Linked DNA regions of Homo sapiens: all the other regions are linked to region 3. Evidence: read pairs that join two places in POLR2A ChIA-PET (ENCODE). Cell type or tissue: OCI-LY7. All regions are shown on one strand. Links, peaks and the distances in the headings refer to the core of each region. The heading gives the core; the rest is flanking DNA. Region 1 overlaps IRF2 (interferon regulatory factor 2). Region 2 overlaps PRIMPOL (primase and DNA directed polymerase). Region 3 holds the start of LINC02427 (long intergenic non-protein coding RNA 2427).

Region 1 (10,291 bases), core at 1,579-9,578, 87 kb after region 3:
CAAATATCTTAAATAAAACCCTCAGAGGAAGTCATTCCTTCAGCAGACAATTTTGAACAGCTGTGTGTGAAGCCCTATGCTGCGAAGATGTAAGGTTGAAAATTTCAGATCCATGCTCTCAAAGAGCTTATCATTTGGTTAGAGAGACAAGCAGGTAAATAACCATTCCTGGTCATGAAAAGAACGAAAGATGGGCTTCATGGAAGCACAGCAAGCCAAAGGCTAAGGGAGAGAAGAGGAAGAAGCAGTATCTTCTTTTTATTCTTTTTAATTTACTGGAGCTACCCATCATGAACTAAGAATTACGTCTTTGACCAGAGAAACTGGGGCGTGCCTCACCACTGACTTCTGACTGGCCGGAAGGAGGGAGGCAATGTCATCTGGTGGCCAGTGGGTGAGCAGGGCATTTTTGGTTGAAAGAACAGCAAGAGCAAAGACATGAAGGGTTGACAGTTTCTTCCGTTCCTGGTGCATGGACCACTCTCCAGGGTGGCTGGAACAAACAGATGAAGGAGGGAGTGTCAGAGCCAGTTCCTGGTGGCCACAAATATCTCACTCAGTGCATGTGTTCCTGTTTCCCAGTAAGGAAGGGTTTTGTTCCGAGGATACAGCCAGCTTTTTTCTTTTTTTTTTGGAAGGTTTTTGAGGATTTGGAACATTTTCCCCTGTGCATTTCAGAAAATGATAGCTAATGACTGTTAGCAGCAGGGCGTGTCGCAGCTGTGCACCTGCAGCGTTGGAGAGGAGCTCTGAGGCGTGTGCATTTGTAGTCTGCGGTCCATTGCGGGAAGGACTGGGTTGTGCCTTTGATAATAGCCAGGCCTGTCTTTGAGGTGCTTTTATATAAGTTTCTAAGAGGAAATGATGAATAGGTACAAAAATATTTTTTGTACTCTCTTTTGTTTGTTTTGAATTGGTTTGTAAAGAGAGTGATTATAGTAAGTTTATAATCCTCAAGTGAGGAGGAATTAAAGACAGTTGGCTCAAATTCAGGTAAGAAACCCAAGTTAGAGAATCAAGGATAATGGCAAGACCCCCAGAAACAATGCCTTCATAGGGCAGAAGTTAGGACAGGGCTTCCTATCCGCCCAGAGTGTCCCCAGGTCTTCCGAGTGACGTCACGCCGGGCCACAGAAGGGCTGGGCGAACACCTCAGGTGCAAACCTTAGCCAGTGGGACTCAGGAACTGGAGGGAGCCCCAGAGCTGCCCGTGCCATATTGAGGCTTCTTCCCTGCATTGGGACCACATGGATGATCCAGGAAAATTCCCCTCTGTCAAGGTCAACAGACAACCTTTAAATCACCTGCCTCCTTAATTCCCATTTGTCACATAACACAGTCTATTCACAGGTCGCAGAGGCTAGCGTGTGGGATACTTGGGAGGCATTATTCCACCTGTATCATGTGTTAACCAAACCACCTCACACTCTTCATCCGACGCAGCTACAGAGTGTTTGGGGAGATGTGGCCATCAGGTGCCGAGGCCCTCACAGCTGGGGTGACCGGCTGCCTTGATGGCATTGACTGGATGTTTGCCGGACTCTTCACTTCCCTGGGGCGATAAATTGGAAGATGTTATTCAAAGGCCTAGATATTCCTGTGGTTTATTTCAGTATTTCACCGTCTCCACTGTATTATCACTAACTGCCGTGTTTGAACCGGTTGTATGTTGTGGAGGGCCGAGCCACAGGACTCGCGTAGACTCGGTACCCTCAGTACGTGTTGGCTGAATTCAGTTGCAGTGACTGACTTGGTCCTCCAATTGTTATTTGCTGTCCAGACACAGAGGCGCCTGCAGGACATTGGTGCCCCTGGGCTCAGGCACCCGGTTTCCCGGTAGGGAGGGCGGACCGGGCCGCAGGAAAGCGCGTCAGCCGGGTGTGTGCCCTGGCTGGACCGAGGGGTTTCCTCCGCTCAGTCGGCAGGGACCCTCGCTGAGGTGCGAGGACACATGGCTGACTCTGAACTCGCAGCTTCAGGGAAACCTTCCAGCAGTTTCTCCACCGCGGCTCTCACGTTCCCCGTGGCGCAGCTTCTTCGTATCACCAATGGCTCGGACACGCGGGCGCCACCCCTCTCTTGCCCTTGTCGTTGTTCTTCCTTTTGTTGGGAATGTTCTTTCTTCCCTTCCACCTGAGGATCCCTTGGCTTCCAGGCCCAGTTCAGATGCCCCCTCTTCTAGGAAGCCTTCCAGAGTCCTCTCTTCTGGGTTTTTACATAAAATATTAAAACTTCCCCATAGGCCTTTGAAAAAAATTCATCTATTTGAAGTGCAGAGTCACATTTTTGTGAGGCGAATGAACTAATGGGGGTGAGTCTGATGCAGAGAGGGAACTCGAACCCAGTGTGTCAGACGCCCGTGATCAGTGTGATCAGTGATGGTGGGTGTGCGGCCGCAGGGCAGGCACCCACTCCGGTGTGCTCTTCCTGGCAGGCTTCGAGTCTCACCTCCGGGACACCACGTCTTGCTTGAAAGCTTGCTTTAACACTGACGTGCCCACCTTCGTCTTTGCAGGGTAAGTCCTTTGAGGCCAGAGATCATGTCTTCATCATCTTTGTATACTCCACAGAGCTTTAGATAATGCTTGGCACACAGCGATTTTCATGCGGTTGGCTCGGGGTAAGGTTTTTGGAATGAAAAGTTGAACCAACGTAATTCAAAAGTGTATTAACATCCTTAGCCGGATTCACCCGGAAAATGGCATGTAAATAGTAAAATTTTTTTTTAGGTTGCATGCTTTTTGTAGTCATTTTATTTCCTTTGCTTATCATTTGTTCATAAGTTTATCCATCACAACGTATAGTTAATATCATCCGCCTTATCCTCCTCAGCCCTTGCCCTCAGTGAGTTTTCCAGGAGGGATTCATCCACTTTCTTATCAATGAGTGATTACTACATGTCATTATGTGCAAGCTACTGTGCTCGGTATTTTGGGATGAGTGAGATGGGACTCCTCCTCACAGGACTTTATACAGAGATAAGCCCGTTGCCAAGTACCTGAAGCTGTAAGCTTTGGTTGCATCAGAAGGTGGAAGGAGGCTGAGTGCGGTGGCTCATGCCTGTAATCCCAGCGCTTTGGGAGGCTGAGATGGGAGGATCACTTGAGGCCAGGAGGTTGAGACCAGCCTGGGCAACATGGGGAGACGCCTTTCTCTACAAAAAAAAAAAAAAAAAAAAAAAGAAGAAGAAGGAAGGGAGGGGGAGGGGAGGGAGAGGGAGGGAAGGGGGAGGGGAGGGGAGGAAGAAGAAAGGAATCAGTGGGATAAGAGGTTAGAAGAAGAAGGTGGAGGGAATCAGTGGGAACAAGAGGTTAGAAAGGTGGGATGGGGATGAATTATGGTGGCCAGGAGTCCAGATTTTATTCAATGGGCGTTGTGGAACCATGGAAGGATTTTCTGCAAGGTCAGGAGCCATTTGGGGAGATTAATCTGGCCAAGAATGTGCAGGGTGGAGAATATGCTTCTATTACAGAAGGTGGACCCTGGACATCGTCTTGCTCCTTGTGGAACACTGACTTAGTCACTGCAGTTAGGTGGAGCACGGGCCCTACTGTTTGGAATTTCTTTGGGGAAGTCTTAGGGGAGACCAAGGAAATCTCACCTCATACTTTTCCTCCTAACATAAACTAGCCTTTATCTGTTTCTTCTCACGGTAGCTCTGCTAAGTTGCTATTAAGATCTCTGTTTAGTGATGAGGAAACTATGGCTTGGCGAAGTTGAAGGTTGTGAGTGGTGAGGTTCCAGTTCAGGTGTGCTTGACGCCAAATCTGAGCTCCCACTACCATATTATGCTTTAACAAGGAGAGGGAAAGAAAAGAAATCATTGTGGTCCTGGGAGGGGTTGGCAGAGAGGGGAAATAGTGACCATCCAATGGATGCCAGATCCGACCCTCCCACCTCTGGCTACCATTCGGAAACTGGTGAGAGGCAGTAGGTATCTTCCAAAAATATTTGAAGACAGTTCTGCAGCTTGCAGAGGAGACATGGATTCTTGCTTCGGAGGTATTCCTGTACTTAGAGTGGTAGCAATTTTGGCTCTTTTTCCAGTTGGAATTCATTGGTAATTGGGATGGTTTATCCCAGGAATAGAATCAAACTAGCGGAAACTGTAGTGCGTAAGTTTATAGTTTGTGTGCTGGAGCTTGACCAGATTTGAACATAAAGAGTTAAATTGGATGTCTCCATAATAATTAATAATAATAACACCAAGAATAGCTGGTAACCTTTATGGAGAGCTCCCTGGCAGAGGGGACAGCTTAAAGGAAATCCTCAAAGGAAAAGTGGCAGCAAGAAGCAGATCCTGAGGGCCAGCCTGTGGATGTGGAGTGTGGGAGGAAATCATTTACTCTCATCCAGGGGAAAAGATAGTGCCCTTCAAATCAACCTTTCAGAACAGGTTATTTTCAGGCAACTGGTTTTTGGGAAGGCGTTGGTTTTCAAGGTAGTCTGCTAGTGATGTGATTGAAGTCAGAAAGCAGCAATTTTGTTGCTCTATGCAAATAGGTTTTCTTAGGTTCCAGTTCCAGTATGCTGGCTCTTTGAGTTTCTGTTATTTGACTTTTCACAAATACTGACCACATTGACATCTCCTCTCTCTTGTCCCCTTGTCTTTTCTGTGTTCCTGAAGGGGCAAAACACACCTTTTGAGGTCTGTGGAGCTCAAAAATGAAGTCAAAGGTGACTGGGTGACACAAACAGCTCAGGTAATTCAGGTCCTGCCGTTTCTGCCACGCTCCTCCTCCTCAAGCCAGCATGGCTCAGTTATCCACTCTGATGTCTACCCTTTTCCCACGTGCCTCCTCTTATTGAACTTGTTCTCTATACTGTTACGTCTCCAGTGTCTGCATCAGAGGACTGAGAGGTCTTTTCCGGCTTGCATACTGCAGGCTGACACAGTCTTAAAGGAACTTCCTACTGCACTCTGAGGAGGAGGAGCTGTGCCTTCTCGAGGTCATGTTACTTCTCCTGTACTGCAAAGGCAGTGCTCAGAGGACGTGCTGATTAAGGGAAATATAGGATCACTTCTTTTCCCGTTTTCCATATGGAAAGAAGCTTTGAAAATGCAGTATGTGCTCGAGTCCATATGCTTTGAAATCTGTGCATGATTCTTGCTTTGCTGAATTGCAGAGGCTGATGCCATCTAGATGCTGCGACCCAGGGCCAAACACACCTAAGGGTCCCAGCATGAGTTTCAATTTATAAAATACTTTTAAAAGTCAGTCTACCCTTTTAGGTCTTAATGGCCTTGCATAAATTTTTCTAGAAAATGCTCTTTAAAAAAATGATGGAGTAAAAAATACTCTTAGATTTTCATAATTTAAATGTATCTGGAAGGTAATTTATCTGCAATTCACAGTTTTCTCATGTTGTCTGTTTTTTACAGAAAAGAATATTACATGTGTATCTGCATCAGATTTCAAGATCATTGTAGTTTTTTCTTTTTTTAATTTTAAGACAGCATGTTTCACACATGATTAGATTACTTGGGAAGCATTCCTAGAAGTGACATGGCTGGGTCCAAGGGTGTAGTTTTAAAATTTTTAATACCTTGGCCAAGCTGCTGTTTGGAAATTTTGTACCTATTTTATACTCCCATAGTGCATGTAAGATGCAAAACACTATTCTAGATATTTTACATGTTTATTTGCTTTTTTCTTCTCTCTCTATTTCTTCTTTCTTTCTTTCCCTTTTTTTTTTTTTTTTTTTTTTTTTGAGACAGGGTCCTGCTCTGTTGCTCATGCTGGGGTGTAGTGGCATGATCATAGCTCACTGCAGCCTCTACCTCCTGGGCTCAAATGAACCTCCTGCTTCGGCCTCCCAAAGTGCTGGGATTACAGGTGTGAGCCACCGCATTGCCTTATTTTACATGCTTCTTCATTTAATCCTCACAAAGCCTGATGAGAACAGAGAAGGTCAGTAACCTGCCCAAAGTCACAGCTAAATGATAGAGCTGGGGGCGAAAGCAGGCAGTGCCGCAGAGCTCCACGGTCCATGTTGTTGCTGCGCCCGGTCTGCACTTCCATGGCAGCCGGCATGAGAACATGAGCAAAGAGAGGCTGTGATGAGACTCCTTCCTTCTGGGAGCCTCTGGATATGGCTATGGCCTCGTCTTTCACTCTGCTTCTTGATTCATCAGGTAGGACAGGTGCAGAATGCTTTTCCTGGGCCGAAGCCTATGGTCTTCGCATTCTTTGTGCAGCGGTATAATTTGGAAAGAAGCAATGGTCACTTTGGAGAGCCAGCCCCTTTGCTCAGCTCTCCTGTGCCCCTGTGCTGCTGTCGTTGCCCCTGTCACCTCTGCCAGCATCATTTCCCATGACTGCAGTGCTGGGGGGACTTGGGCCTGGCCTGGGTCCCTACATCACCTGAGGAGGGTCTCCAAATAGAGGTGTGAAGGTTTTACAGAGATTGTGTAGGGATTTCAGGCTTTAAACCCTTGCTTGTCTTTGCTGCTGCATTTGGTGTGAGAGATTGCAAAAAATGTGTATGTTTTTATTGGTGCAACCCTAGGGTCATACAGGGTCAAAAGGCTTCCTCTTTTAGGAAGAGTCCCAGACAGCTGCTAACTTATCTTCTTGTTCCATCCCTGTTTATGGGGGATTTGTATTTTTAATTGCCTTTCACTCTGAACAAAGACTGAGCAAGCAGAAAGTGTTGGGAAGGGCCCCAGGGAACATTCTGGCTTGTGTTTTCTTTCTGATCTGTGGGCCTGGGGGACTTCAATGTTCACTTTCCTGACAGGAGGAGACAACCATAGGAACTAGTGTGGTGTCCAGTGCCAGCTGGGGAAGGAAACCAGTTTCCTAGCATTTATGTTTCAGGATCAATGGCACATGTAGAAAAATACTATATCCCAGGGGTTCTATATTACCAAGAATACCCCTGAAGATGAAGCCCATTTTTGGATCCTCAGTTCTCATGATAATGGAGTTTGATGACCTAGAGTCAGCTTTGGCATGGGCTAAGCCAGAGCACCCTTTTAAAATGAGGATAGTAATGAGAACGACCCCATGGGGTTACTGTGAGGGTTAAATGAGATAATGTATAGAGTTTAATGCTGAGTGCATCATGGGTGCCCAGTGAATAGTCATTGCTCTCACAATCCCCACCACCACTATTATCTCCCTAGACATCAGGAGAACAATTTTGTGAAGCAACTTTGGACTTTTGCATGTATATATTTATAAACAATTCAGTGCCTGCAAATGTAGAAGCTGATTTAAGTACCTTGGCCCTTATGGTAGGAAGGTCTCTGGGGCCCCTTCACCTTGACCCTCTTTACCTTTAGAGTTTCTTCTTTCTTCACACTTTCATGAGGAAGTATGTGCCTCTTTGAACTGAATTTCTACCCAAGTACCATGGAATCTAAACAGTTCAGTGCTTTTCAACTTCTCACGTTGCATAATATTTGCCATTTGATTCAAAATTACGTGATAAAAGAAATGGAGGAGGTAAACTTGCCAGACAATTCCTGTGTCTGTTTTTGCATTTGTGCTTCTGGGTATTTAGTCTTTTCGGTTTGCACCAGGGCTTCCGTGGAGGAGGAGGGCATGTGAAATGGAGCAGTTGCTTACGTACTGGTCTCAGTGGACGGTGTGGATGTCATTCATAGGGCATGCACAGCAACAAACAAACAAACAAACAAATGCCATTTAACGTGATCCTTGGAAAGGTATTTTTATAATAACTTTAGTTTTTAAATCAAATATTTAGAATGTCATGGAGAAAGAACAATGATATTACAAATGCCATCATAAAGGAACCTTAGGGAGACTATTTTAAAGAAATTTTGAATCTAAATATTTAAAGCTTTTCTTATTTTATAAGTATTTTATGTATTTGATTGGTAAGGTAAAGCACATACGTATTGTTAGGTAAACTCGACTTAAAGGAAATAATACTTTTAAATGGCTACTTAAGATTTCAAATTTTATAAAAATATTTAGGAAAAGTATTTTTCCACTTTCTAATAAGCAGAAATAGTTTGCATTACATTTTTTCATTTCAGAACTAAACAGTGCTATTATTCACTACATTAAGCCTAGTGTGTGCCAGATTAATGTGTAATATAAATACAGTTTAAGGAAAATGATGCTGATTTTTCGTGTAGCGTGATAACAATAATATATTCCAAAGATTGAAATAACTTGAAATCTACTGCAAGCCCCAAATCCCTTATTTGCAATCCAAAATGCTCTGAAACTGAAAGTTATTATCATGACTCATTTGGCAGGATAGTCTGCCCTGAATTGACATGAAGCTATTCATAGCTTTTATTTATCCCAATCAGTGTGAATGTTCGTGTTTCACTGCAGAAATATTAACTGTGTTGGATTAAGGGGTTCTGCCCTAATTACTTTCCGGGGTGTTTTGTTCCTTGTGGTATATGGTATGTGTACCGCATTATCTTGCTAACATCCACACACTTTTGAATTCTGAAGACTTTATCTGGCCCCAAGATTTTGAATAGAAGACGGTGAGCCTGCGTCAGTATACCTAGCCCCTACAACCAGAGGCTTCTCACATCCTGGTGTTTCCAGGAACAGTCGCTCTTTATATCTGTTTCAGGTGTCAGTATTAATGAGACCCCATTCACATTCAGAAGTGCTCCATTTTGGCTTGGTCACCATACTAACCACATACCATAGTTCTTGGTAACGGCCAGCGCAGTGTTGGTGAACATCAGTACATTTCTAGTGAATTCCCATGTATAAAATAAACAAGATCTACATAAACAACATTCCAGATTGTATCTTGAAAACCTAAAGTCATTTAAAGCATTATTGGTAAGGTATCCCCGACTGCCTGTCTAGATGGCATTTCCCACGCATTGGTGCACGCTTCTTTTGATGGCAGTTCATCCTTCTCCTCACTGTGATTGCCTGTGTCCCTGTCTTCTCTTTCTAGGCTGCAAGCTCCTTCCGTCATTGCGTATCACTGTGCTGGGCGTATATAGCAAGTTCATTATTTAGTCAACTAATATTTATTGAGCGTTGGCCTCTGCCGTACTCTGGGCCCTGGGAATAGCATGGTGAACAAAACAGAATTGACTTTGGTCCTCATGGAGATTCTTGTCTACAGATTTGGGGGCCTGGCCTGGTGAAATGGAGAAGGTTTGCTGTCAAGTGACTTTGAAGCCAAATCTGAAAAATGAGTAAGAGTTAGCTTGGGAGAGGGGATGCTCTTGAGGCTGAGGGGTGACAGACGCAGAGACTTGGGACGGACCCCTCGCTGGAGGCTTGTGGGGTAAGGACAGGCTTTAGGCAGTGGAATGATGAGAGTCTGTTTGTGCTTTTGGAAGGGTGTTCTGGCTGTAGGGCAGAGCTGGGTTGGGGTTGGGGGCCGAGGAGAGCAGTCTGAATGGCTGCCTGGTCCAGGCTTTGTGGAAGGAAGGATCGGTTCTTCACCCCTGGTTTCGGTTTCTGTTCTCAGTGTGGGAGCTGTTCTTGGACAGTGCTGTGTGCTCTTCTCCGGAGTCCGAGGCCAGGGGAGTAACTGCAGTGTTCAGCCAAGTACGAGCAAGTGGAACTGACAGTTGTTCAGGCTTCCGTCTTGCACACGTCGAGGAAACGTTGTAAACAAGAAACAAAAAGCAAAGCCCTTACTCCTAGTGGGTCTTCCCTGAGCCAAGTGCTTGAAAAGCTGTGGGAGTGGGAACTGTTGTCATGATCGAAAATGAAACTATTCTGGGAATGCCAGATTTGGGGCGCTGGGAACCCTGAAGTGTCCTGCAGAGAACTGGTGGTGGAGGGGCCTCTGGAGGACAAACATCTACAATTTGCAAATCTATCAGTGACCCAGCGATGGCACTTCTGGCGGTTTTTCTTCCACCTTAACTTTGAGGTGAGGCAGAGTGACTTGGAAACCAATTCTGTGCTTTAAAATATAAAACATAAATAACTTCTATTGAATTAGCACAGAAGTTTGGCTGGAGGTAAATCTTTGGCGCCTAAATCTGAGCGCTTTTCTCTCAAATACGCACGAGAGCTCTTTGGCCGTCTTATTTCTCCTCTTCTACACAACTGAACAATTTAAATGAATTATGGACCATCACTCCTCATCTCCCCCAGGAAATGAAGCTTAGAGCCTCCTTGTTCAGCTAATTGTTGCTTGATTAAGCTGCCCCTTATGGATGGATAGATAAAGTGATTGATGCATGTGCTTATTAATACCATCCTGGTGCACGGAGGACGAATAAACCGCCAGCAGCTTCATTTAAGCACCACAAAGGGGGTTTCCTAGAGTTTGTTGTATTTGCAGAAAGGCTGTCGTCGTCTTTCCCTCTGTACTG
Region 2 (10,291 bases), core at 1,635-9,634, 130 kb before region 3:
ATTCCAATTACACAGTAAAAATACAGGCAAAACTAACCCACAGTGTTAGAGGACAGAACAGTTGTTGCCCCTGGGACAGAGGGAGGGTCCGGACCGGAAGGAGGATGGAGGAAGTTGGGGGTAATGGTAATCTATTTCTTGTCTTGGGTGCTGTGGTGACAAGGGGTGTTCATTCTGTGATTAATTACATATTTTTCTGTATAAATGTCACATACTTCAACAAAAAAAGTTTCTTATTTCAGCATATATTATGAAATCTCTGAACTTTTCCAAGGATGGTTTAGGAAATGATTTCCCCATCCTCTCTGGATATGTAAATAAATCCAGGCACATGTATCAAGAGTACCAGGGAGGTTTCCTTGCTAGTCCGGTAGCCTGACTTTCAAGGTTAGGTGTGCTGTGACCTGGGGTACTGTGTTCTGCTGGGGTAGAAGTAGAGACGGGTACTGGCCACTGCCGCTCTCCCTGGATCAACTTCCTGTTACGCACTCTCCCTCACTGACTGCAGGCTAGTCCCACCCGGAGATGATATTCTGGTAATAAAGCAAAACCTGTCAGGCTTGGAAGAAGGTGCCTCTGCCCGTGTGGCTGCTCGACCTCACACTCCTCTGTCTTTCCAAGTTCTGGTGCTTGATTGCCAGAGGTGCTAGAAAAACATGCAATCCAGCAGAAACACGTCCCTCATTTCAGTACCACTGTTGGCCTGGGAATCTGACCTATAATTTAAACCTACTTTCCCTCAACCTTTACACACTGAAGCTCTCCAAGGTGTTCACAGCCAACAGCAAAAATGCTGCTGTCTGGCGGGCGCAGTGGCTCACACCTGTAATCCCAGCACTTTGGGAGGCTGAGGCGGGCGGATCACGAGGTCAGGAGTTTGAGACTAGCCTGGCCAACATGGTGAAACCCCGTCTGTACTAAAAATACAAAAATTAGCTGGGCGTGGTGGCGCATGCCTGTAATCCCAGCTACTCAGGAGGCTGAGGGAGGAGAATCGTTTGAACCCGGGAGGCGGAGGTTGCAGTGAGCCAAGATCGTGCCACCACACTCCAGCCTGGTGACAGAGCGAGACTCCATCTTAAAAAAAAAAAAAGAGGCTGGGCGCAGTGGCTCATGCCTGTAATCCCAGTACTTTGGGAGGCCGAGGCGGGCGGATGACAACGTCAGGAGATCGAGACCATCTTGGCTAACACGGTGAAACCCCGTCTCTACTAAAAATACAAAAAATTAGCCGGGAGCGGTGGCGGGCGCCTGTAGTCCCAGCTACTCCGGAGGCTGAGGCAGGAGAATGGCGTGAACCCGGGAGGCGGAGCTTGCAGTGAGCTGAGATTGTGCCACTGCAGTCCGGCCTGGGCTAAAGAGCGGGACTCCGTCTCAAAAAAAAAAAAGAAAAAGAAAAAACCTGCTGCTGTCATGGCTTTTGAAATCACAAGCTAGAGCCTCAGTATAAAAATGAGGTGCAGTTCACCAATGGGAGCTGTTGTGTTAGGGTCTCGATTGGCCTGTTGTTGAATCATGCTCAAGTCCTGTCAGCCCAGGGCTTCTGACATCCTCAGGCTCTGAGACCAGGGCCTAGCAAACCACACTGGGTTAAGAAATCACTGGTTTGAACACAGCAAGAAAGCTGATGAAATGGGCCCTGCCACTACCACTGAGATCTTCGGTGAGGAGAACACCCAGGCTCACCGCGCCACACGAGTACTGCTTTTATACCGAGTCTGTTTTTTAAATTTCTGTACTCTGACTTAACCTCTCAGCAGTCCTGGAGGAAGCTGGTCCAACTGTCCCCTGTAAAACTCCCTCAGCAGGAATCCTCTGGACATGCAGAGCAGAAGCCAGCCACAGCCATCCTCTGCTGGAGCTCAGGCCGGCCTGGACCCCTCTAAGATCTCTGGAGAAAAACCTCACAGATTCCCAGCACCTGAACTCACTGGTTGCATCGTGCTGGCGACTTGGGCAGTGGAGGAAGCAAGAATCCCGAGCACGGTGACGAGTGGGCACCAACCCGTCTCTCACGAAAGCACCAGGGCGGTCTGATGGAGAAAGCTGTCAATCTTACTTACCGAGATCTACAAAAAGATGCTTCTCTCCCATGTTATTCTTCACAACTAGAAATGAAAGGTCAGGACTGCTTTGCTCAGCTGACCCCAGCCTCTCCAGTTTCTTTGAATTCGATGTCCAGCTTTCCTCTGTAGCCTTTTCTGTGAACATTTTATTGAAAGAAAATCCTTGTCTTGCAGGTGCTTCTGAAAAATGGGGAAATCCATGGCCTGTTGTCTCTGGAGCGCTATCATCATCTTCACTGCCAAGCAAGTCAAGAGCAGGCTGCAAAATTTTTCTCAAAAAATTACCTAAGGAAAAAAGCTATTATCATTCACCTGGATCTTCTCCACACACCGCATCTTAAGGTCTAGCCAGGAATCCACATATGACAATTTTACACAGAAAACCATTTTTTGATTTCTGGTTTCAAAACTGGGTTGCTGCCGGGCACAGTGGCTCACGCCTGTAATCCCAGCACTTTGGGAGGCCGAGGCGGGCGGATCACAAGGTCGGGAGATCGAGACCATCCTGGTTAACACGGTGAAACCCCGTCTCTACTAAAAATACAAAAAATTAGCAGGGCGTGGTGGTGCGCCTGTAATCCCAGCTACTTGGGAGGCTGAGGTGGGCGAATGGCATGAACCCAGGAAGCGGAGCTTGCAGTGAGCCAAGATCGCGCCACTGCACTCCAGCCTGGGTGACAGAGTGAGACTCCATCTTACCAAAAAAAAAAAAAAAAAAACCGAGTCGCTATAAATTGTTATATGCCACTCCTGTGACTTCCTTTTGTGAAATCTTTTACCTTTTCAATTCCATTGACTTGGGAGCCTGGTGTGAGATGTAAACAAATTATCTTAGAAGGGAAAGTTCATTTGAGAAGATGCGTCAATGCTGCTGGTAGGGCCTGAGCCTAAGAGGCTGTCATCAAGAAAACACTACTTATTAATACATACTGGGAGGACTCATCTTCACATTCAATGATTACAGAATGAAGGGCTCTCGTGCCCTTAAGAGATCATAAAAATAATAATAATAATAATGAAGAATGAAGGTTTATATGAAGAAACTGCTGCTCAGCTAACAGACAGAAGCACTGAGGAAATCTCGGGGAGTTAGGGCACTGGCAAATTTCTCAAGAGCTCATTTGCTCTCCTTTACCTGCCACGACACGCCCTGCAAACCCTGGCTCTCACAGCCGTCAGCCCCTAGGCTGCTGCTCCTACCTCTGCCTCAAACTGGGCACACGATGGACTACGGCCTCGGAGCTAACATCCACAACAAAAGCAATTCGATACATTTACTGCACTTCAACATTTATTCTAAGAACTCAGAGTAACAGCAGTACTATCTGTACCATGAAAAGTTGGTAAGAAAATCCAGAACTTCTTCAAACTCAGACATATTATTTACACCATGAAATCAAATAATTTGGCTATTAAGTTGCTTCATGTGTAACAATACTCAAGAAATGCAATACTGTAAGAAAAATTTAATTTTAATCTGTAGAACTGTTATTGTTTAGATTCATTCTTCACTTTATTTACCAGAAAGCTTGGGCCCTTACATTAACAAATGCATACTCTAAATTCACATTTTTATTTCTTCACATTAGATTTAATTACTTGCCTACTCAGCCAGGTGTGGTGGCTCATGCCTGTAATCCCAAGCATTTTGGGAGGCTGAGGTGGGCAGATCACTTGAGGTAAGGAGTTTGAGACCAGCCTGGCCAACATGGTGAAACCGCGTCTCTACTAAAAATACAAAAATTAGCCAGGTGTGGTGCTGGGCACCTGTAATCCCAGCTACCTGGAGGCTGAGGCAAGAGAATTGCTTGAACCTGGGAGGTGGAGGTTGCAGTGAGCCAAGATCATGCCACTGCACTCCAGCCTAGGTGACAGAGTGAGACTCTTGTCTCACAAAAAAAAAAAAAAAAAATTACTTTCCTACTCAAAGAAACAAATCCAATTTCTTATAAAGCACTAAATGTCAAAATCAAAGCAAAAGCATTTGGTGCTTGCAATGATATGCTGGTACAGGATGGATTACTTCTGCAATGAAGGAGAGAAAGTAAACACCAAGTGAAAAGAAATCACAACATATCAAAGGACAACAAAGCCATATAAACCTAAACTGATAAAGCTAATTTTCCTGAAAACTTAACATTGCAGCTACTTGACCCCAGACAATAAGGGAAGAGAATGCATGGTTGCAGAAATGGTGGCAATGGCAGTGCTGGGGAGGCCACAGGTCTTGGAACCCTGGCATGGAGCGACCATGGCCAGGACCATGACTGATGACTGTCACTAGCATCAACGCTAACACACTGGTCCAGCAAACCACACTGCTTTCTACTTCCCTTCCAGGATCTTATTGCCCCCAACCCTCATGAGGACAGGAACTATCTAATTTGCTGGAAATAACTCAAAAGACTAGTCAGTCATAGAAATTTCAGGTATGACAGCAAACTGGCAGAAGAGTATTTTTAGGCAGATCAAGATCTATGATCTCTTACATTTAACTGAATTCTCTTTTCTGAAAGGCTGACAATAGCAACTAGAAATGTCATCAAAAGACACACTAAAGGAAGAAACAAGGAAAAATTCTGAATTACTTCATATTCTCTGCACCTCTGGCTCTGGCAGCTCCTAATTCTAGGGGAAAGGGGCTGAGCTGGCAGCCCAGGAGAAGGCCTGATCGCATCTCTCTAGCCACACTAGACCATTCACTGTCCCCAAATGAGCCACGCACTCTTATCTCTATAGTTTTGCTTATGTTGTTCTGACTGTAAAGGCTTTCTTACCTTTGACTATACAATGAAATCTTACTGAAAGCCCAGATGAATGCCATCTGCTTTCAGAAGATACCTGTAGCAGAAACTGCTGGTACCTCACAAATTTCTATTCTCTCCTTCTTCCTGAGCAAGAGATTCTCAGCTTTCGGCCTGTGGCTAGTAGCCATGGAGCAGACGATGACCAGTACACGGCAAGCAAAGAAACAGCCTGTTTGGCACTCTGCCTCCACACCCTGACGGCAGTCCCTCCTCACTATTCACGCTTCATTTGGAAGGGATTTATTCAGATACCACTGGGCATGAAGGCCACACACTGCAGAAAGGCAGCGAGCACGGGGGCTGGAGTCAGAGACAGCTCAGTGTCTGTTTTGGCTTTGCCATCTGCCAGCTCTGTGACTTTGGTCAAATCTAAACCTTAACATTCCCCAGCTGCTTAACAGGAGTAACAACAGCACCTACCTTTTGGAGTTGCTGTAAGGAGTAAACAAGAAAATGAAACTAAGGACTTAGCACAGTGCCTGGCACATGTAACTGCTTAAAAAGCCTTTGTTGTGCAGCCTTAGGACAAGTCCCTAAAGGTATTTATTAATGCCTTCTGAATGAATGCACGAATGGTAAGGAGGACCAGGTGAACAGACCACATCGTGTCAGACAGCAGCATCAGCAAGTGCAAAGGCCCAAGCGCTACAGAAAATGTGGCCCATGATAGGAGCTGAATGAAAAGGGCAGGGTGGCGGGAGATGAGGCTGCCGACTTGTATTTATAATCGCTTTTAATAATTAATAATATTAGTAATTAATAATATTATTAGTAATATTATTGATAATGATATTTTTATTATGGGCTAAGCTCTGGAAATACCAAAGTAAGAAACAGTCCCTGCCCTAGAGAAACATTAAGTAGAATAGAGGAGATGACAAAGAAAACAGGAAATGACCTCAGGAAGTGGTAAATGCTTTGACACCATAAGCCCTGGACGTTCTCTGCAACCCAGAGGAACACTAATCCAAGTAAGGCTTAGGGTTTGAGATATGACAGAAACAGCTTCTCACATAGCTTGACGTCTACAGAATCCTAACAGGCCAGGTGAATCTGGAGGCACAACGGTTTAGACAGCAGCATCAAAAGGTTCAAAGGCCCATGGACTAGAGGAAATGTGGCCCAGGACAGGAGCTGAATGCAAAGGGCAGGGTGGCAGAAGATGAGGCTGGAGCACAGCGGGCCTCGCTTTGCAAGCTACGGCATCCATGCTTTTGCCTGAAGGCAGCGAATAATCACTGGAGGGTTTGAGGCACACAGGTGGCAGAATCAGCGCACTCTAGCCAGCTGACTGGCTAAGTAGGGCGAGAGGCACAGAGAGGGCAAGGATGATACCAACGTGTCTACTTGGGTAACTGGTGACACCACTCACTGATACACACATCACGGAGAAGATGTGACTCTGGGGAAGGATGAGGAGCTCAGCACAGGACATGCCAAGTTGGAACCATCTGTGTGGGGAGTGTTTAGAGGCAGTTGGCTGGATGGGTCTGACGTCTAGAACAATCTGGGCTGAAGATAAAGATTTCAGAGTCATCAACATAGATGCATATCAAAGCCATGATGGTGGCTGATCATCAAGGGTGAGGATAGAGTGGGAAGAGGGTCAAAGATGGACTCTACCATTACTAATATCTGAAGGATTGTGAGAAAACATTTTAAATGGTTCATTTTCAAGCCATGATAAATCTAAGTACCGGCAGCCAGCCTGCAAATGTAACAAACCACACGGCTCATGCACCTAGAAAGTCTTAATAAGTGAACAGAATGTAGAGGAGGGGTCAGCCCATAAAAAGGAAGAAAGTTTGTTATTGGAAAATCAAAACTCAAGTGGGGAAGGGGATGGGGTATAACCTTATAAGGGGGATAATGAAACTTAGGTGATGTCTGGAAAGATTGTTAACCCCATAGTACTCAGCCAATGAGGAACTGGGGGAGGGACTTGCGTGCTAGGAGATAAATTACCTGCTGTAACTGCCCTGAATGTGCCTGTCTACCAGACACCCAATCTTGTAAGGCCGTTATTAAAAGTCTCACTTTCGGCCAGGCACGGTGGCTCACGCCTGTAATCCCAGCACTTTGGGAGGCCAAGGCGGGCAGATCACAAGGTCAGGGGATCAAGACCATCCTGGCTAACCTGGTGAAACTCCGCCTCTACTAAAAATACAAAAACTTAGCCGGGCATGGTGGCACACGCCTGTAGTCTCAGCTACTCGGGAGGCTGAGGCAGGAGAATCGCTTGAACCCGGGAGGCGGAGGTTGCAGTGAGCCAAGAACGTGCCACTGCACTCCAGCCTGGGCGACAGAGCGAGACTCTGTCTCAAAAAAAAAGTCTCACTTTCACTGTTCTCCATGCCTCTAAGTCCATTCTTTGGGTTTGGATGGGTGACTGTGTTTCTCACAGGATGAGGGAGAGAGACTGAGAAGGAACGTCCAGCTGAGCTACCAGGAAACAGGCAGGTGACGAGAGCCTTGTGAAAACAGCATGCTGGGTCTCTGTGGCCACCTTCCCCTAATCCAGAAATCAGGTTCCTGGCTTTCATGCCAGTGCTTTAGTGACCATGTCCACGCCTTTTACTCTAGGTGGCCGTGAAACTCTAAGACGCTAGCAGCTCTGAACTGAATTACCTGTTACCTGAGCTTCAGTCAATCATCTGCTGTTTGGACTCTTGTCCCACCCCTGCTTTGATAAGCACTCAGGATTTGGCTTTTATTCAGACCTTCATATGGTGTTCCCATTCTAACTATGTGTTTCTCCTTTGGACTGACTTTGTTTTACACCTGGGCCCAGGCCTGAGATAAATAATCTGGTTTCACTTTCAGACTCGTACATCTAGAATTATCCCAACCCTGAAGCTCTGCCTGGAACAATAAACAAGCCATCTTTGATACGACCTGGGACCGAAGCCCCAAAGCAAGGCCGAAGCAAAGGTCAGAAATCCAGAAATGAGATTGCAGATAAGGCTTGAAATGGAAAGGCCTCTCATGCACTTTCCAGGAAACTGAAATAAATCATGTTGGAGCAGAAACCACTATCTGGACATGGATGGCCATCCCAGTATCTAGGATTAGAGATGCAAATGCCAAAGATGTCCTGAATAGGTTGATGTGTCTAGAACAGAAAGACAGGTCCAAAGCTAAGGGAACATCTTGAAAACATGAAGAAACACATTGCCATTATTTTTTTTGAGACAGGGTCTCACTCTGTTGCCTAGGCTGGAGTGCAGTGGTGTGATCCTGGCTTACTGCAACCTCTGCCTCCTGGGTTCAAGCAATCCTTGTGCCTCAGCATCCCGAGTAGCTGGGACTACAGGCATGCACCACCATGCCCGGCTAATTAGTAGAGACAGGGTTTTGCCAGCTTGGCCAGGCTGGTCTCAAACTCCTAGCCTCAAGTGAGCCGCCCACCATGGCCTCCCCAAGTGCTAGAATTGCAGGTGTGAGCCACTGCACTCAGCCTACATCGCATTTTTTAGGATAAGTTAATGACCATAAAACTTGATAAGTACACACAAAATTTTAAGAGGAATAAGAACATATGAGTTTTGAATACAACTCCATGATTTTTAAAAAGCCGTGTACTTACCAACATGAATATTATCTTTAAATGCCACATCATGGAGCTGAAATATTAAATGCCGGCTGAATTTTTCATCAGTGCTAGAATCCAAGTTCAAAACATCTTCAGCTGAGCAATTAACACCGTATAACTCTTGAAGTGCTTTACACACATACTAAAAACACAAGTAAAATGCAAATAATTTATATTTTTTGTTTTAAAATTTTTCTATAAGCAATAAGCATCTCTTTATATATCATCTATGAGTTAAAAAGTCATTAATTTCTGATCAGGCGTGGTGGCTCATGCCTGTAATCCCAGCACTTTGGGAGGCCAAGGCGGGCAGATTACTTGAAGTCAGAAGTTTGAGACCAGCCTAGCCAACATGGTAAAACCCAGTCTCTACTAAAACCATAAAAATTAGCCAGGCGTGGTGGCAGGTGTCTATAAGTCCCAGCTACTCAGGAGGCCGAGGCAGGAAGATCACCTGAACCCAGGAGGCGGAGATTGCAGTCAGCCAAGATGGTGCCACTGCACTCCAGTCTGGGTGACAGTGTGAGACTCCATCTCAAAAAAAAAAAAAAAAAAAGTCATTAATTCATTTTTTTTAATGGTTTTAATTACCAGAAAGTGTCTAGTTCATATTGAGCCTGACTCCAGCTCTAAGAATACAGCCTCTGAGACTACAAGGCACTGGGCATGAAGGCCATGCACAATAGAAAGGCAGCAAGCACGGGGGCTGGAGTCAGAGACAGGTCAGTGTCAGTTTTGGCTTTGCCATCTGCCAGCTCTATGGCTTTGGTCAAATCTAAACCTTAACATTTCCCAGCTGCTAAACAGGAATAATAATAGCAGCTACCTTTTGGAGTTGCTTTAAGGAATAAAAAAGAAAATGGAAATTTTTAGCACATGTAACTGCTTAAAAAAGCCTTGGTTGTGCAGCCTTAGGACAAGTCCCTAAAGCTTCAATTTTCTCATTTGCAAAATGAAGCTACTAAGAACTACCATGCAATATTATCTTGACATGAGCAAAAATGTTTATGAACTGCCGTCAGTTTAGATACCTCAAAGTTACGCAATAAACTGTATTTTTAATGATATTTTGGGATTCTTCTAACACCACACTGTCCTCATGCCCTCTGGCTTTACTCTTCTGTAAATTCTTTCTCAGAGAGGGCTTCCTTGATTTCCCTCTCTACATCAAATTCCCCCTACATACTCTTTTTCTCTTTATAGACTTACAATTTTAGGTTGATTTATGTGATTAGTTTGACATGTTTCCTCTGTATTACAGGGGCTCTTCCTCCATATTTGTTCTCTCCCTCTGTAGAAGCAGAATCCCAATTTTTTAGCTAGATTGGAGGCCATCCAGAACAAAGACTACATTTCCCAGGCTCCTCTACAGCAGGGTGTGGCTGCTAAGTCTGGCCAATGGGACGTGAGAAGGAAAGTATGCCACTTCTAAGTGATCCTCTAACAGGCAAAGGGCGTACCGTCCCCTTCTCCATTTGTACTGACTAGAATGCAGACACAGTGGTATGAGCCATCTTGGACAATGGAAGAAGGCAACATCTTAGGGACAGCAAAGCAACAAGCCTAGTCCCTAACAGTACGGAGCCACATTAGATATTACTTGGGGGAGAAATAGGTTTCTGTCTTGTTTAAGCCAGTTTAATTTTGGGTCTTTATTATGGCAGCTAAATCTATCCTAACGTATTATCCTCCATTAGACTACAAAGTGTATGCCATCAGACATTATGTCTCTTTGACTTACCACTTGGTAATCCTAGTGCCTGGGCACAGTGCCTGACACTTAGTAGGGACTAAAAACTATTTGATGAATGAAGTCGACTTCTGTA
Region 3 (10,291 bases), core at 1,635-9,634:
CTCACCCTGCCTACCCTCCTACCTTTTTGAGTCTCTGATGTCTATTATCCCACTCTCTATGTCCATGTGTACATGTTATTTAGCTCGCACTTAGAAGTGAGAACATGTGATATTTGACTTTCTGTTTCTGTTATATTTCACTTAAGATAGCAGCCTCCAGTTCTATCCATGCTGCTGCAAGAGACATGATTTCATTCTTTTTTATGGCTGACTAGTATTCCATGGAGTATACATCACATTTTCTTCACTCAATCCTCCACTGATCAACACTTAGGTTGATTCTCTATGTTTGCTATTGTGCATTGATTGCATTTTGACTGCGACTCATCCCATGAGGGTGGGTGTGAAATTTTCCACTTGTATCATGTTGGCACTCAAAAAGTTTCAGATTCTGGAACATTTTGGATTTTGGATGTTCGGAATAGAGATACTCAACCTCTATTTACACCATGTGTATTAGTTTCCTAGGCTACCATGGCAAAGTACCACAAAGTGTGTGGCTTTAAACAATAGAAATGTATTCTCTTCTAGTTCTGGAGGCCAGAAATCTGGAACCGGGGTCAGCAGAGCTATGTTTCCTCTGAGATCCTGGGTAGAAGTCTTCTTTACCTCTTCCTAGCTTCTGATGGGGGCGTCAATCCCTGCCACTCCTTGGTTTGCAGACATGTTGCTCTAATCTCCACCTCCAGAGTCACGTGGCATTCTTGGTGGGTGTGTCTGTCTGTGTCTCTTCTCCTCCTCTTATAAGGACACTAGTTGTATTAAGAGCCCATCCCACTCCAGTATGACCTCATTTTAACTAATTATATCTGCAATTACCCTATTTCCAAATAAGGCCACATTCTGAGCTTCTGGGAGTTAAGATTTCAACATATCTTTTTGAGGACACAATTCAAATTATAACACTATGGAAATCAGCAAACACTACAAATCAGGGCTTTAAGAAAAATAATTAAAATGTAGAATTTTTTAGAATTGGTTTCCAACACATCAGTGTGTTTGTCTGTCATATGACATCAGGACAGGGCCACTCACCTCAAATATCACTTTTCCATGGGAATTTTTCATCATAAATTTCCACATACTCCAAATGGACTATATGCTGTCTGTCAGAGTAAGATTTAAAGGTGACAACATGCTAGTTAGGATTTACCAGCCATTTCTCAGCCTTTTAAACATTTCTTATATGTGTTTCCACTATAGAAAACTTTAAAAATATGGAAGAGTAGAAAGAGAAGTTTAAAAAATTCATTCATAGTTTCATCATCCAAGGAGAGAGCTATTAATAATCCTTGAAAAATTTTCTTCAAAAATATTTTTGGAACTTTTTCTCACTTTTTCTTTTGCCATTTATATTTTTTCTTTTGTGATTAACCTGTTTGAGAACTTTGGCTTTTTTTCCTAATGCTTTTTATTATATATATATTTTAAATGTATGAGTAATACATGAACCCACTTTCAGTTAAAACAGTAAGATAAGCAAAATCCATCTTGACCACCGCCTCAATACCAGTCTTTCCCTCTGGAGGTAGACACTGTTACTAGTTTCAGGTAGATCCTTCCAGACCCTTTTCAATGCATTTTATGCGTTAATATTTTTGTTCATACATAAACCATATCATATGATGTATTTCTATGCCATAGTTTACTCCGCCCCCACTCACTAAATCGTATGTCCTTGACAACCTTTCATATTAGATTTAACTTGTTCTCTTTAACTGCTGCAACATATTTCATGCTATAAATAAGTCACAATTTATGTCATTGTTCTCCTGTTGCTGATTTTTAGATTGGTTTTGATCTTTCATGATTGCAGTTATGAAGCAATGAATGTCCTTTTACATGACTCTTTGTGCCCATGTACAAGCGTTTCTCTAGGATAAATGACAAGAAGCAGAATTTTTAACTTGAAGAGTATTTATAATTTCAATATCATGCCAAATCCCCTTTAAAGTAATACCAATACACCCTTCTACTCTATCCATTTCTCCACATCCTAACCAATATAAACATTATATTCTTTTAAAAGTTTGTTCATCTGATAGGAAAAACATGGCATTTTTCTGCTGCCGTTTTGGTTTGCATTTTTAAGAGACTGCTAGTGAGGTTTACTGGCTGCTTAATATCTGTCTCGGTTTGGTCAATTTCAGTGGGTCTTCATGCATATGGAACCCATCAGCCCCTCTTAATGGCCTAATCTGCAGTAGGTTTAAAGCTCAGGCCCTTGAAATGAAACTTCATGTATTTAATAATTGGTGCATTATGGAAATAAAGCTAGTGTTTCATCTGAATTCAGATGGTCTCTCAGTTTATTAATGAATCCATTTCTATCACTGATGCTCTTTTAAGGAGGTGTGATAGTGTCTCAGGATTTGAAAAAGTAGGATTGGATTTTTAAAAAATTTGTTAACTTAGAATTTACCGTGGAAAAAAATTCTGCAAAGTCAACTACAGAATCAAAAACTAAGCAAATCATCCAATAGAGTAATCAGCTTCACTGCCTAATCCAGGGGGAACTTCAATCCTAATTTCTAAATTCCTGAAGATTATTTTCAGTTATGTCAAAGAATACAGCAGAAGCTCTCTTAACTGATGTGATTTACATTAGTAGGTAGTTGTATAATTACAAAAGTTAGTAAAAATGGAGAGTTGAGAAATAGAAACAAATGTTAAACATTGTAACTGAAAATAAAAATACACTCATTTATCAATCTTTTATAGGTAGAGCCAAGGTGTTTTCTCTTTATATAGATCTGCTGACCTCATTTCTATGTAGTCTTTTTTTTTTTTTTTTTTTTTTTTGAGACGGAGTTTCGCTCTTGTTGCCCAGGCTAGAGTGCAGTGGTGTGATCTCGGCTCACCCCAACCTCTGCCTCCCGGGTTCAAGTGATTCTCCTGCCTCAGCTTCCCGAGTAGCTGGGATTACAGGCATGTGCCACGACACCCAGCTAATTTTTGTGTGTGTGTGTCCAGCTAATTTTTTTTTGGTATTTTTAGCAGAGATGGAGTTTCACCATGTTGGCCAGGCTGATCTCGGACTCCTGGCCTCAGGTGATCCGCCCACTTCGGCTTCTCAAAGTGCTGGATTACACGCGTGAGCCACCACACCTGGCCCTATGAAGTCTTTCTTGCATAAATCACCCCCATATGTATCATCTCCAATTTTCCAGTGTCTGTTTCTTTAAAGTGGATTGAAAACTTTAATGTATTTGAAAAGCATTCTTTGTATAGTCTAATTAAACAGCATTTCTCAGCCACTTAGCTTTCTTGCCTTTCCTCAAAGCACTCAATGATTATCATTGAAACAGCAAGTCTCTTGTTTTGAACTCATAGTTCCTTGTCTTGCATACAGCTTAATTAAATTACATGTTAACAGTAAGTACAAATGGTGCCAGTGGGTTTTAAGACAACAACTAACTCTGGAAAACTAACATCTCAACTGATGGAAGAAAAAGGAAGTTGGCATATTGGAGAAAAGCCTCCATGCGCCAGTGGCACTAGTCAGATATATTATTGAGGTTATGGGTAGAATAGGTCAACTGGGAGAGTCCATTAAATGGAAATCTTTTTAGCAGAGTTCACTCTGTTATAAAACACACTAAAGTAAATGTCTCGGTGCAAAATTAGTTTTGAAACACTCGAACTGAGAAAAGATAAAATTTAACTAGGCACAGAAAAACAGATTGGGTAATGTGGTCAAAGTGCTTTGATTTCTTGGGTAAAAAAGATACCATGAGGTAAGACATTGAATAGTTCAGCGGGAGAAAGGAAAACTAGACTTAAGTTAGTAGAACTGAGACTTAGTATGTTATTGGGAGATTATTTAGTTACGCTGGAAATAATAAAATTATTTAACCTCTTTGTGCCTCGGTTTCCTCTTGTTAAATTTGAAAAATCATTCCTAATTTACGAAATAGCATCATTATGATAATCAGAATATATATTAGTGGATGACGTGCTCCCAAAGGCAGAGACCACGCCCTGTTCATTTTTTGTGATCCGTGGCATTTGTGTGGAGACGACCCCTTTAAAAATAAAATGTGAACAAGATAATACTTGTCTTCTAAGTATCCACTGGCTGGGAAAATCAACCCATGCATAGGAGGGTTCTCAGGGCCCCCTGCAGTGTTGCCTCACCCACGAGGTGTGAGCTGCACTGGTTGGGAGTTGAATTTTTTGGCACTCAGCACACGACCCATTTCCATAGTGCACATTTCACAAGTGTTTGCTGAACTTTCAAAGGCAAAGTCACCATAGCAGCAGTAATTTTTTCTTTTTCTTTTTTTTTTTTTTTTTTGAGACAGAGTCTTGCTCTCTCACCCAGGCTGGAGTGCAGTGGCATGATGTCCGCTCACTGCAACCTCCACCTCCCAGGTTCAAGCAATTCTTGGGCCTCGGCCTTCTAAGAAGCTGGGATTACAGGCCTGCGCCACCATCCTTGGCTAATTTTTGTATTTTTAGTAGAGATGGAGTTTCGTCATGTTGGCCAGGCTGGTCTCGAATTCCTGGCCTCAAGCAGCCTGCCTCAGCCTCCCAAAGTGCTGGGATTACAGACATGAGCCACCATGCCTGGCTATAGTAGTAATATTTATATTAGACTTAAACTTTGCTGTTGATATAGTCAAAACAGAACTGTTTTAAGTTTCTTTTTCACTATATATATAGATATAGATTTTTTTTTTTTTTGAGATGGAGTCTCACTCTATCTCCCAGGCTGGAGTGTGCAGTGGCACAATCTTGGCTCACTGCAACCTCTGCCTCCCGGGTTCAAGTGATTCTCCTGCCTCAGCCTCCCAAGTAGCTGGGACTACAGGTGCATGCCACTACACACGGCTAATTTTTGTAATTTTAGTAGTGACGGGGTTTCACCATATTAGCCAGGCTGGTCTTGAACTCCAGACTCCAGACCTCGTGATTCACCGCCCCCCCACCTTGGCTTCCCAAAGTGCTGGGATTAGAGGCGTGAGCCACCACACCTGGCGTTTCACTAGATATTTTATTTGTGATGGAAGCTATCTCAGCAGTTCGGATGCCTGGCTGACAGCTGGGTCAGGATTCAGGTGCCATTGCCACTAAAAGCAAGGGCCATAACTTTCACCCAACTAGAGGGATTAATAATTCTTAATGATTTGTACTCGGCCTTCCCCTCCCTTAGTACAGATAATTGAGAATTGACTGTTACTGTTTTATTTCTTTGTTATCTTTTATGTAGTATTATTTGTTATTTATTATATTATTATGTAGTATTATTATCTTAATCAATATAATACTCCAATAAATCCAAATAACCAAATAATAGTATAAATATAGTATCAATAATATAAATACTACTAACAGCCAAATCTTAAGTAATTGAAGAAATAAAAATCACAAAAAAAGATGTTTTATGCTGGACTCCATATTTGGTTGTTTATACCTAACTTTTAGAAAATTCCAGCTTTCCCTTCTCTGAATTTCCTGGGTTTTATCTAAGTTCTCTGATTAAGAACCTCATCTTTTGGCTCCAACTATATATTCCTTGATTGTAGATTTAAATTCCCAGGTGGTTGTCTCACTAGAATCCACTCCTCCCCTCCCCTAAAAGGAGCTGATTAATTAGGTGAAAGCACAGTCCCAATAACTAATTTAACTATGTTCTATTTAAGTAGCAGGCTTTCTCTCTTGTGAGATCCTGCTATTTGATGTAAAGAAAAAAGGCCTTCTTGTCAAAATTTATCAAGACTTTATATATACCGTATAATCTTCAACCTCCTAGTTCTGCTCTGATATGTATTATTTCTTTCCTTCTTCTAATTTTGGGTGTGATTTATTCTTGCTGTTCTAGTTCCTTGAGGTGCATCATTAAGTTGTATATTTGACATACTTTTCTATTTTTTTGATGCAGGCATTTATTGCTATAAACTTCCCTCTTAGCATTGCTTTTGCTGTATCCCACAGGTTTTTGTATGTTGTTTATATTTTCATTTCTTTCAAGAAATTTTTGAATTTTTTTCTTAATGGTTGTTCTGAAGCAGGCTGTTCGAGCTCCCTGTATCTGTACAGTTTCTGAAGTTTCTCTTTTTATTGATTTCTAGTTTGACTCCATTGTAGTCTGATAAGATACTTGATATGATTTTGATTTAAAAAATTTGTTGAGCTGGTCATGGTGACTCATGCCTGTAATCCCATCAATTTGGGAAGCTGAGGCAGGCAGATTGCTTGAGCCCAGAAGTTGGAGACCAGCCTGGGCAACATGGTGAAACCCCATCTCTACAAAACTACAAAAAATTAGCCAGGCATGGTGGTGTGTGCCTGTAGTCCCAGCTATTAGGGAGACTGAGATGGGAGGATCACCTTAACCCGGGGAGGTTGAGGCTGCAATGAGCCATGAGTGCTATTGCACTCCAGTTCTGAGAGACAGAGTGAGACCCTGTCTCAAAAAACAAAAACACAGAGACATATACATAAATACTCTGCAGAATCTATGTATGTATGTATGCATTTCCCTGCAGAGGACAAAGGGCTACATAAGGGACACTACTTGTAAAGTTTTTGTTTTTTGCATGTGTGTTTTTTGGGGATGGAGATTTTTTGAGACTGGCTATCTGGCCAACTTCAAAATTCCACAAGAATGAAGATTGGGTGGCAGGCATTTGACTTGCACAGTTATGCATTTTATTTGGTCACCCAGGTCTTCCACACAACCCATTTCATTAGTCATTAGTCAAATTCAATTTTCTTTTTTTTTTTTTTTTTTTTAGACAGAGTCTCACTCTGTCACCCAGGCTGGTGTGCAGTGGCACAGTTTCAGCTCACTGCAACCTCTGCCTCTCAGGCTTAAGCGATTCTTCTGCCTTATTCTCCCGAGTAGCTGGGACTACAGGTGCGTGCCACCACGCCCAGGTAATTTTTGTATTTTTAGTAGAGACGGGGTTTCACCATGTTGGCCAGGATGGTCTTGAACTCTTGACCTTGTGATCCGCCCGGCTCGGCCTCCCAAAGTGCTGGGATTACAGGTATGAGCAATCGTGCACGGCCATAATTTTTTTGGTTTTCTTTTCTTTTCTAGAAAGAAACAGGGAGGAAGGAAGGAAGGAAGAGAGGAAGGATCTGAAGTAAATATGATAAAACTTTGTCGTAGATACCAAGGTGTTTAAAAATTGCTCTATGTGTTTTTCTTTATACTTATTTCAAACCAAAAAATTATTTCATCTTTGTAAACAATGAGGAAAATACACATAAGTTTTATAAAATGCAACACTCTCATCCAAAGAAGACTAATTTTAACATTTTGATGTATATGAGTCCAGACTGTGCCATACGTTCATTTGCCTACAAGTCCTAATATATAATATGCGTTGGTGCTTTTTGTTGTTGTTTTTTTTGGGGGGATAGTTTTTGAAGAAGCCAAAAATTTTTTAAAAAGTTCTATTTATAAGGTAGATGACTCTGAGGTTTGTTCTTTCTCTGAGTCTGCGTCGGCTCGCCTTCCTTGATTCTACGACGTTTTGTCACAGTTCCACAGTCCCGTTTGTAGATCGTGTGGGTTATTCTTCACCCCACTCTGTCCACTTGGGGGCTATCTCAGTCCATTTCAGATCTGAGACTGGACGGAGGCCGACACCCGTTTCCAAGCCAAGTCTTCCTGTGCGGCCGACATTCATCAGATCACCCTCCCTCTGTGAAACGAGGTCTCCTAACGGCACCCCCTGACTTTTTTTCGACACCCTCATACATTTGGCCCTCGGTATCCACAGTGTTCCCCACCGATGGATTCAATCAACCAGGAATCGAAAATATCCTTTAATAAATTGCATCTGTACTGAACACGTACAGACTTTTCCTTACCATTATTCCCTAAACAACACAGTATAACAATTATTTACATTGCATTAGGTATTAGAAATAATCCAGAGAAGATTTAAAGTACACGGAGGATGTGCGTAGGCGATATGCAAATATTACGCCATTTTATATCAGGGACTTGAGCATTCCGGATTTGGTATCAGCACAGGTCCTGGAACCAATTCCCCAAGGATGTGGAAGGAGGACTGTATCATTCAGGAAAAAGTACAATCCTCTGCGGTGCTGCCCCCAGCTCCCCGCCTTCACCACTGCGCCTGCGCCTCCGAGAACGGACTACAACTCCCAGGATGCACCGCGCCCGCCACCGCCCTGGCAGCCCGACTTCCTGCTGGAGGTTTCCTGTGGCTTGGGGCTCCGCCCGGTATGGGGAAAGTTTAAGGCGGAAGAGCCCTCGTTTGTCGGCTGCTTGGGAAGGTATTGGGAACAGCTTATGTTTTTCTTTCACAAAAAAGCAGCAGGCACCACAGAGAGAGACGGCTGTCTAGTTTTTTGTTGGGCACAGATCTTGCTTCTCTGAACCGGGAGAGAGGTGTTTGCCCCTCGCTGCGGGGGCCCAGCACAGGTGGTTCCTGCTGGCTGTTGTCCTTGGTCACATCGTCCTTGGAGTTGTAGGAATCCCTCCCAGACTGTGGGATAGGCTGACAATCTTGGATATTATTGTAGTGGTGAATGTTTTCTCTTTAAGGGATTTCAGTGGGAAATTTAGAGGAACGTAGAGGAGGCTGTTGGGTATTTTACCCTGCGTGCTTCCTTTAGAGATTGTTCTGAGCTGTGTACTTTGTAATCCTTGGGCCCGGGATTCTTATCATGTTCTTTTCACTGGTTTTGGTTAATGTGTTTGTTCTGAAGACAGTAGCCTGGGGGAATGAGACATCTCCTTAAGGCGCCGCTTGACTGACAGACACCCTTAATGTATGTAATTCATGGAAAACTACAGTCCCCACCTCACCCCCCTAAAAAAGCAAAACATCTGAGTTAGGGGGTGTGTCAGATTGAAATGGTTGAAGAGTGAATGGTGGCTGGAAGGTGAGCAGTTAGAAGTGATTGCAAATTCCTTTCCAGTATATTGTCAAGAAGGATAGGATGGTGGCCTGACACCCAGCTCTGCTATTTATTCTGTTATCTCTTACAGGTTAGTCTCCCTCTTTGAGTCTTAGTTTCTTGTCTGTAAAATAAGGGTGATATTACCGGTCCTCCCTGCTTGTCAGTTTTTGTGAAGGCAGTTCAAAATAAAGTATGTCAACATAGTTCCTAAACCCCACAGTCTCCCAAAAGTGAGTGAGTTGGTAATCAGTAGAGTGTCCAGTGTAATACAAGGCCAGGGCCGCTAGAAATGCCGTTCAAAGCAGACCGCATCTACAAAATACCTTCACAGTAACAGCTAGATTAGTGTTTGATTAAATAATTTAATTAAATAATAATAATTAATAATAGCCTAGCCAAGTTGACACATAAAACTAACCCTCATACCCCAGAAAGTCTTTGCTCAAATATTATGTTTTCCTAACATTTAAAATTGCAGTCCTACACACGTGTACATCTTCCCTAATATTCTCTCTTCCCGTTCCCCTAGCCTGCTTTCCTTTAGCATTTATTATCTTTGAGCCATCCCTGTATTTCTTATCTCTATCTTTATTGTCTTTTTGCCTTCTCTGGAATGTTAGCTCCACGTGGGCGGGGCATTTTTGTCAATGTTGTGAACCGATGAATCCTCAGCACCCAGCACAGCATCTAGCACACAGTGGGCTCCTAAGAAACCTTTGCAAATCACCGAATGAAGCATTAATGTGAGCACTCAGTAAATATTTTTTCAAATGAATTTAGAGCTGGAGTTCATCATGAGATATTCCTGAACAGCCTCAGTAGGAGAGAAGTAGGAAAAGGGTAGAAGCATGGCAGATTATAGGAAAAAAGAGAAAATTTTCAGAGTTTGACATCTAAGAAGTCGAAGATTTAGTGAAGAAGGAGCACAGACTTGGGTGTTAAGTTCCCTTTACCCCTTAGCTGTGTAACTTTGGACAGGTTGTCTAATCTCCTTGAACCTCAGTTTCTTCGTCTGTAAACTGGAAATAGTAATACTTATCATGTAGGGTTGTACCAGTGGTGACAAGTTGATGCGTTTAATGGGCTTAGCATAGGACCTGGCCCACAGTGAGTGTTTATTAAGAGGTGTCTGTTGCCATCACCACCATCATCATCATCATTATTCAATATCAAAGTGGGGAAATTTATAAGAAATCATTGAAGTGTACTAAAAGTAAAATTTTGGGATTTCAGTCTAGCCTGTGAAGTTGGGATGTTAAAAATCTGAAACAATGTTAACACACAAGTTTGGTTTGTACAGAGTGTCAGGGCATAGTCACTTTTGTGCCAGGTCCTTTTATTTTGTTTCAAAACAGAATGAAAATCTTTTCAGCATATATAGCCCATAAAACACAGTAATTGA

The links. Peaks named below come from ENCODE experiments on the same cell type or tissue, not always from the same donor. Only the 100,000 strongest peaks of a DNase experiment are listed, where the experiment ranks them.
Region 1: POLR2A ChIA-PET joins it to region 3 with 6 read pairs; 11 of 35 experiments call an interaction of 5 or more read pairs at or near these places.
Region 2: POLR2A ChIA-PET joins it to region 3 with 8 read pairs; 2 of 35 experiments call an interaction of 5 or more read pairs at or near these places.

Annotation. Positions count from the first base shown.
Region 1 is chr4:184,448,192-184,458,482 of GRCh38, reverse strand. All of the region lies in intron 1 of IRF2 (interferon regulatory factor 2), which reads left to right. Among named protein-coding and RNA genes, the nearest start is that of IRF2, 21 kb to the left of the region's middle. RefSeq lists enhancers at 614-673, 4,918-4,977. In OCI-LY7, for the core only: no CTCF peak of the experiment used is centred there; a DNase peak (open chromatin) is centred at 4,892; H3K4me3 peaks cover 965 bases; H3K27ac peaks cover 924 bases.
Region 2 is chr4:184,664,233-184,674,523 of GRCh38, reverse strand. It overlaps PRIMPOL (primase and DNA directed polymerase), which reads right to left. Exons shown (of 14, transcript NM_152683.4): 6 at 8,460-8,607; 7 at 2,064-2,351. Among named protein-coding and RNA genes, the nearest start is that of PRIMPOL, 20 kb to the right of the region's middle. In OCI-LY7, for the core only: no CTCF peak of the experiment used is centred there; a DNase peak (open chromatin) is centred at 5,783.
Region 3 is chr4:184,535,470-184,545,760 of GRCh38, reverse strand. LINC02427 (long intergenic non-protein coding RNA 2427) reads left to right here and starts at 8,178. Exons shown (of 3, transcript NR_147158.1): 1 at 8,178-8,259. RefSeq lists enhancers at 7,838-8,167, 8,238-8,447. In OCI-LY7, for the core only: CTCF peaks have their summits at 7,347 and 7,548; DNase peaks (open chromatin) are centred at 7,570 and 8,170; H3K4me3 peaks cover 2,421 bases; H3K27ac peaks cover 2,367 bases.